Regions from separate parts of the Mus musculus genome. Here all the other regions are linked to region 3. A link is a loop called in an ENCODE intact Hi-C map of the cell type or tissue named here. Cell type or tissue: heart. All regions are shown on one strand.

Evidence for each region. Peaks named below come from ENCODE experiments on the same cell type or tissue, not always from the same donor. Only the 100,000 strongest peaks of a DNase experiment are listed, where the experiment ranks them.
Region 1: a loop joins it to region 3, with 5 times the contacts of the local background. A loop is called at or near these places in 10 of 42 quality-filtered maps.
Region 2: it touches region 3 in a loop (5-fold over the local background); 2 of 42 quality-filtered maps call a loop at or near these places.

Annotation. Positions count from the first base shown.
Region 1 is chr8:86,842,885-86,845,384 of GRCm38, forward strand. It overlaps N4bp1 (NEDD4 binding protein 1), which reads right to left. Exons shown (of 7, transcript NM_030563.2): 7 at 1-2,157. The coding sequence ends at 1,803. Among named protein-coding and RNA genes, the nearest start is that of Gm33877, 7.5 kb to the right of the region's middle. In heart, a CTCF peak has its summit at 1,266 (motif pointing left); a DNase peak (open chromatin) is centred at 1,197.
Region 2 is chr8:86,622,853-86,625,352 of GRCm38, forward strand. It overlaps Lonp2 (lon peptidase 2, peroxisomal), which reads left to right and starts at 1,191. Exons shown (of 15, transcript NM_025827.3): 1 at 1,191-1,564. The coding sequence starts at 1,332. In heart, no CTCF peak of the experiment used is centred here; a DNase peak (open chromatin) is centred at 1,189; H3K4me3 peaks cover 2,075 bases; H3K27ac peaks cover 1,799 bases.
Region 3 is chr8:86,901,113-86,903,612 of GRCm38, forward strand. No RefSeq gene overlaps it. Among named protein-coding and RNA genes, the nearest start is that of N4bp1, 17 kb to the left of the region's middle. In heart, no CTCF peak of the experiment used is centred here; DNase peaks (open chromatin) are centred at 1,099 and 2,199; H3K27ac peaks cover 687 bases.

The DNA.
Region 1 (2,500 bases), 58 kb before region 3:
TGGGCTGTAAATGTTATACCTAAATGTGACAGATTTCACAAAGAATCTAGAATTATATTTCACATTATAATCTACAAAGTAATTAATGCCTTTTGGTTTCCTCCAGCTTTTTCCTCCCTCCTATATGGGGCAAGGGGAAATGGGCAGGTATCTCTCAGAAACAATACTAAGAACACAGAGGCACACAACTCAAAGATCAGGCTAGCCGAAGGGCCTTTGAGAGCCTGTGCTCCTCAGGCCAGCATCAGGCTGAGGCAGCTATGGAGTACTCCCGGCTCTCCTGGTTCCCAGCAGTGCTGGGCTGGGATTGACCACACCAGGAAGCCCTGGAGACAGCTCCACCTTGGCACCTTTGCTGTGCTCCCAAGCTGAGGCACTGGGTGGGGGACTGTGGTGGGTCAACTCCTGGGGCTGGCCAGAAGTCTCTGTTCTGTACTCACACAGCCTGCAGGTCTGAAACCCCCTAGGGACAGATGACAAACAGCTTCCCAGCAGGCTGGATCATCAACAAATTCAGGAGAGATCACGTAAGTATGGCCACCTAGAAGGCTCTGTTCATCTCCTGATGGGTGCAGGGACCAAATGAACCAAGACACGGCATGGTGGCAGCATTCTGTGATCTACACAGTCCCTGCACTACGGATAACAAACCAGCACCAAGTCCACGGTTACCTGCGGGACCGGGAGAACAACAATCCACAGGGCAGTGAATTTAACCACAAGGGCCTGGAGACTGCATGGATGGAGAACACAAAGCCCTTTGAAGGTCCAGGTGAGAGCCAAGACACTAAGAATGACCAGGAGGGGGTTCACAGACACAGACTTCAAGCTACACCGAGAAGAGACAATACTGAGATAACTGGTTCTGAAAGACTCAGGAATTGCTGCTAAGAAACCTCTAAGTAGACAAAAGAAGGGAAATGCAGGGGCTTTGAGGCCCTTCTGAAAGGACTAATGCTATTTATTGGCTTGGGTCATCCTTGAGAATAGAAAACTTTTTGGCAAAGCTGTACAAACGCCACATGGGGGGGGGGGGGTCTCCTCACCAGAGGCTTCAGTGCCTACCTTGTCTTCTGAGGCTAAGGTAGCTGTGGAGCCAGGGTGGGAGCATGGCGGCCATGGCTGGTGAGTGCACTACGGAGCTACGCCAGTCAGGGAGCATGCTGGGGCTGTACGTCCTCTAAGACTTCCCACCTGCTCCTCAGTCTGACTTTGTCTGGCCACTGGTGACAGCCCGGGTGTCAGATGCCATCTAGTGGCTCCACTTCTTCACTCTCATAATGGCTCGCTGAGAAGGCCCCACAAGAGCAGAGCAGGCCCACTCTAGGGATGAAGGCAGGGGAGCACACGCCATGTTTAGTGAACAGGACAAATTACCTCAAGAAAATAGACTTTAAGAAGTCTTGCTTTCCTTAAGGAAGCAACTCCTTTTTTTTTCTTAATTTTTTTTTAAAATTTTATTTAGAAAGGCTAACCATATTTATTTGTCATTTTTTCTTCAGCTTTAAGGAAAATAGTTTAAAAAACATAAAACTGTAAATACACTCAAGAGTAACTGCTATTAAACAGTTCTGAACAGGCAGAAAGAGTACTTTCCTTTTACAGAAAACGTTAAGTCTGTAATAGCAGCATAATTTATATATAGAAAAAAGCTGGCTTTGAAACCCCAGACTTTTGTATACATAAAACATTTCCCTCCTTTTTCTATACAACACAGCAATGCTTTCCGGGAAGGCTTCTTCACGTTATGGTCCATCCCACGGTTGGCAGTTCCCCAGCATCAGTGGGCTCCAGCCCAGCCGTCAGTCCAACACCAGGGCCGACAGGGCATTCAGGTCTTTCATGTACGGATGAGCTGCCAGGATCTGGTCGATCTTCAGCTTTTGCTCAGAGTCAGGGAAGATCTTTAGCAGCGCCTCCCTCAGCTCGCTGGTCTCTGCAGAAGATCTCTGTGCTGGCAGGGGTGGGTTCTGCTGCATACTGGGAAGGGTGGCCAGAGCTGTGAAGTGGGACTGCTGGGGAAGCCAAGGGCTTGAAGAGGTCTGGATCCGGGGTGGAGGCTGGTGGCTGTTGTTGGCTACCTGCGTGCTGGGACTCCGGAAGCCAGGGTCAAATGTGCCCACACTTGGCAGGGCATTGAGTAGCGGCTGCATGTGTCTGTGGATGAAGTGAGAGGGACAGTAAGAAACCCTTTCAAAGCGCCTATGGCTAACACTGAAGGCCTAGATGCTAGTTCCATGGTTTCTGAAGGCCTGAGGAGAAAGCTATGGGGTGGTGAAATCAGCCCCCTAAGAGTGGCCTATAGGGCATCTGGTACCATTTCCAGAACCATAAGGGATCGAGCATCCCTGGATTTGACAATGCCTTACCAGTCTTTTGTCTTAGGGCTGGTCACACTCGTTGGGTTGTATGCAGGGCCAGCTTACAGAGCTGAGGAGAGGCACCTCTCCCTGGGCACAGAGATAAGTCCAACAGGCTCATGGACTTCCTGTCTTCAACG
Region 2 (2,500 bases), 280 kb before region 3:
CAAAAAATTAATTTATTAAACAAAAATAAGTCCAGACATTAGTATGCACACAAAACACTTGTTGCTTTTAGGATATGTATGCATGATAAAAATAAATAAAGTTTTTTTAAAAAATATGCCCCAAGGTTTTTAAGATGGTCATAGTTTCCTCATAAAATACCTACCATGTTCAGAGCCCTTGGTCCAATCCCAAGTACCATTTTTAAAAAGACACCAGGAATCTCAGAGTATAAGTCCTCTACTCTCCAGATAAGACTCTTAATAAAAAGGTAAGTTATTGTATATATTTTTTCTTTATATTACTCCCAAAGTCTATCTCAAGATATCTACACAATGCATACTTGATGAGTGTGTCACAACCAAGATCATCACCTACCAGTTCACCCTCCCTCTAGACCTCAGTGACTCAGACCACAACCTAGAATCTATCATCCAAATTGTGACCTTCTACAAATAATTGAATGCCCCTTTTTTAAAAGTATCTGTTTAAAATACTAATAAAATAAAGCAAAGATGGAAGCAATATCACAGACTTAAGAGATCCAGGAGATAAACAAAGTGAAAAATTAAGGACGATAGTAAAACCCACCAGCTTGGGAGAAGGTCTATGGATTAGGTAATGGTAATACTAATTTCCTGGGTTATGTGAACCATGGTTATGCAACATAATAGGGAAAACCGAGTGAGAGGTATAGGATACTTGTTAAAATATAAAATCTATTCAATAAAAAGGTTTAAAAATGTCTAGTGCACACCGTCCTTCTCAACATTCCTTCCGAATTTAAATGCAGGCACTGTTCATGCTGTCTGTGCACCAGGTTTGCTTGTCGTCTGGCATCACTGGTTCAGAGAGAAGGGCTGAGCGAAGCGACAGAAATTGGGTATCTCTGGGCTAGCGGGGAGCGGAGGTGTTTAATGTAGGGACCAGCCTGGGGATGCAGCCAGAAATTGAGGGGTTTGGGTCTAGGGGCGGAGCCAGAAGCCGCTACGCTTTAGCTTTGGGGGGGGGGGGGGGGGGAGAGTGACAGACCGGAAGGCTTAGCCGCTGCGGCCTCCGGAAGGGTTGTGGGCGGGCCCGGAAACAGCAGCACATGGCCCGGGGGCGAGTCCGAAGCGTCCGGGCAGAAGTCTGGGAGCCTGGAGAAGGGGCGGGGCCGGAAGCGGCGGCAGGCCTGGGGACCGGAGCCTGGGGAAGGGGCGGTGCCGGAAGCGGCGGCACTCAGGCCTGGGGGCGGGCCGTCGAGTGACGGCTGCGGTGCGTTCGGCGAAGGAAGTGTAGAGTTCGTACTTGGGAGTCCTCCTGACACCTCTGGTGTTGACGACCAGTGGCCATGTCCTCCGTGAGCCCCATCCAGATCCCCAGCCGCCTTCCGCTGCTGTTGACCCACGAGAGTGTGTTGCTGCCTGGCTCCACTATGCGCACAAGTGTGGACACGGCCCGCAACTTGCAGCTGGTGCGGAGCCGCTTGCTCAAGGGCACGTCGTTGCAGAGCACCATTCTAGGAGTCATCCCCAACACACCCGACCCGGCCAGCGACACGCAGGACCTGCCACCATTGCACAGGTAGGCCCGCCGGGCACTCGGAGGGAGGCCCTCCGGGACTCGCGCCCCGGCGGCCTGTGAGCGGAGTTGTGGCTCAAGTCTCCCCAGCGTGAAAAGTGGGAGGGACGCTTTTCGCCAGTGACCGTTAGTGAGCCGGATCAGTCACGGAGCAATGCCTGACACGGGTGGAAACTCTGTGCAGTTCATTTGCTGCCTGTTGCTGGTGCTTATCTGATGTGAATTCGTGTCCTACATAGCCTTCTTCACCGCCCAGCGCCCGGGCCCCTCCCCCATACCACCTTTCACCCTGTCCCCTTTCTTTCAGTCAACCTCCGGTCATGTTCTCCAGCTGAAACATTATAAATCTAGATCTATCTATCTATCTATCTATCTCTCTCTCTCTCTCTCTCTCTCTCTCTCTCTCTCTCTCTCTTTCTTTCTTTCTTTTTCCTGCTCATGCCTAAACTACGCAGTTAACTTTTGGGTGCTTTGTTTTACATGTTGTTACCTATTTTCTCTATTCCCCGACGGCCTCCCCTTCATGAAGGGCCATTCCTGTTAGCATTTTCCTTGGGGTCTCCCACTACAGTCTTCCCAGCCTCTAGGCTCACCTTTGCTCCTTCCTGGCATTTTTATCTTAGGCCCGGGGGATGTCACTGGATAGCCCTGTGTCCCGGCTCTGGTTCGTTGACTTGGGTGGTAGATTTCACCTGCGTCTGACTCTTCCCCTGTGATTTCCCATGTCTCTTAGGTGTGTCTTGAAGGTCCATCTGTGCAGACTGGTTTGCCCCATGCTTCCCTGGACTGCACAGTGATTGTGCGTATAGAGCACTTGAAGTGTGCATGCTCTAATATGAGTTTTAACACTAGAGTGCATGTGTGCCCAGAAAGGCTGTCAATTCTAGGCAGCTCAAGGCAGTTGGTCACCCTAAATGTGTCATAAATGTACAGTGCACA
Region 3 (2,500 bases):
TTAATGTATGAGTATTCTATTTGCATGTACACCTCATGCCAGAAGAGGCATCAGATCACACTATAGATGGTGTGAGCCACCATGTGGTTGCTGGGGATTGAACTCAGGACCTCTGAATAAGCAGACAGTGCTCTTAACCCCTAAGCCATCTCTTCAGCCTCCCAATTTACTTTTAGTCATAGCCTTTATCACAGTAATAGAAAGTAAACTAGAACAGAAGATGCATAAAATTTGTTCCCTGAGCACAGACATACAAGTTTTTTTTTTCCCCTAGATACCTCTGCATAAGAGGAGCTGCCTGGGGTAGGGGCTGGAGTATATGCTAGTACCCAGAATACTGTTGTACAGTTTCAACTTTATCTGAGTGAGCTCACATGGCCCCAACAACTTTTAGAAGGTGGGGTTGTACCCATCTTACAGACAAAGAAATAGAGGCTTATAGCAATGAAGTACCTCACTTGGAACCCTCACAACTAGGAAGTGACAGTAAGAACAGGCACGGCATATTGTGCTATTCAGGACTTCCCTGTGGACCTGAGGAGACAGAGGTTCCTTGGTTCCTTAGGACTGAGACCTGTGACCTGTAGGATAAGGGACTCTACAGTCCTTCTCTATCCCTGGGTCATAGGAGACAGGTAACAAACCCCAACTGTTGTTAAAAGAGACTAGGTGCTGAGGTAAAGCTCTGAAGCATCTCCCGGCAGCAGTACCGGGTCTGGGGCTGTGAGGAGCCTGCAGTAGGATTTGCTGCAGAATTTCATTGGACCCCTCTTTGTCTGAGAAACCAAGATGGGAGTGAAGTGTGCTTTCCCGAGGCCGAACCTTGATTGGCCAGGGCTCCTCAAGCACATAGGCTCCCGAGGTGGTTTAGTAAAGGGTCACTAGCACCTCCTTGTCCCTTCCCATTGTCTTGTTCCTGCTCCTGCCACAGGTCACCTCCACTACAGCAAGGGAAGAGGTGGGAGCCTGTGGAAGAGGCAATCAACCAGCTGGGGTGGGGTGGGGTGGTAAGGAACGCGGCTCCTCAAGTTGCTAGAATACTTGGCCTAAGACACCAGGGTCAGGCAGTCTCACAGGAAGCTGGGTCTCCGCCCTTCCCCTTGAGCTTCCTAGTAAAAATAACTGATGTTTCCTGAAGCGTTCACATGTGGCAGGAAGGCTGAGCTCGGAGCTGCCAGGTCACCACCAAGATTCCTTTTGTTTTGCAATGGATAGGATAGAAAGAATGTCTCTCTCTCTCTCTCTCTGCCTCACCTCCTCTTCCTCCTCATCACTTCTGCCTTCTTTTTATTTAGAATTCCTAAATTCCTCTTACGGAAGAGCTAAGCTCCTCTTTGCCCTACAGTGTGGAAACAACATCACTGATAATGTCAGGTAATTAATTCAATGGCAAACAGACTGAAACAAATTGTAACTCCAGTGCATTTAGTTTTTGTTCTTTTCTGTTTTGAGAAGAGTTATTATGGCAAGAAACAGTTTCCCTTGCAATTATACTCAACTTAAAAAAAAAAAAACAGAACAAAACAACAAGACTAAGAACACCTTAGGTGTTCAGGGTTCATGTGGCTATTTCCAGAGTCATGAAGAGGGATGGATATAAATGACTTAAATGTGGAAACAAGCATCGCGGCTGGTGATTCTCGACCTTGTGCGATATGAGCTCTTGGGCTAATTGTGCAACCTTTGAAAAAGCCACACTTAGTTTAAGGGTTGGTTCTGCACCCTGCACTGGTCAAACAAAACCTTTGCATAATAAAAGGCTTGGCTTTGCCTATCCCGTAGTTGGTTGGGTCTTTGGTTGGGTCAGACCAAGCCAGGCCCCTCGTTTCTGTTTCTTTTGGGGGTGGGGTCGGATGGGGGGTGTTTTGTTTGTTTGTTTTTTTGTTTTAGACAAGGTTTTCTTCTGTAGCCCAGGCTGGCCTGGAACTCGCTAGGTTGCTAGGGTTGGGGTTTTGAACCTACAGAAATCCTCAGAGTACAGGCACAAACTCCTGTTTATCCGATAGTTTCCTCAAGGAGGATATTTCAGTTCTCTTCCTCTTTTTCCCTCCTGCCAATGTGGTGCTCAGACTTGGAGCTAGAGGATAAAGAGAACATCTCAGAGGTTTTTGCACCTCATAACTTGTCAGTTACTGACTAGCAACTGAAGGAAACGCTTCTGCTTTGAATCGCCTACGCCCTTGGCGCCACCTGCTGGTCGCATCGCGCCAATGCAGCTCTGATCCGTGGAGAATCTAAGCCTACCTTCTGAGCCAAACCTGAGAAAATCTGGTGAGTTGTTGCACACCAGCATCTCCTTCTTTACCCCCAGCATCTCCACACCCAAGCTAGTGCCCTCTGCTCCCCTCGGTATGAGGAGAGCTGCTAGCCTAGGTAGGGGACTAGAGAGATGGCTCGGTAACTAAGGAACTGCAGAGGAACTGAGTTTGAGTCCCAGCACCCAGGGATCCATGGGATTCGACACCTTTGGTCTACATAGACATCCCCTCCCCCCTCCTTC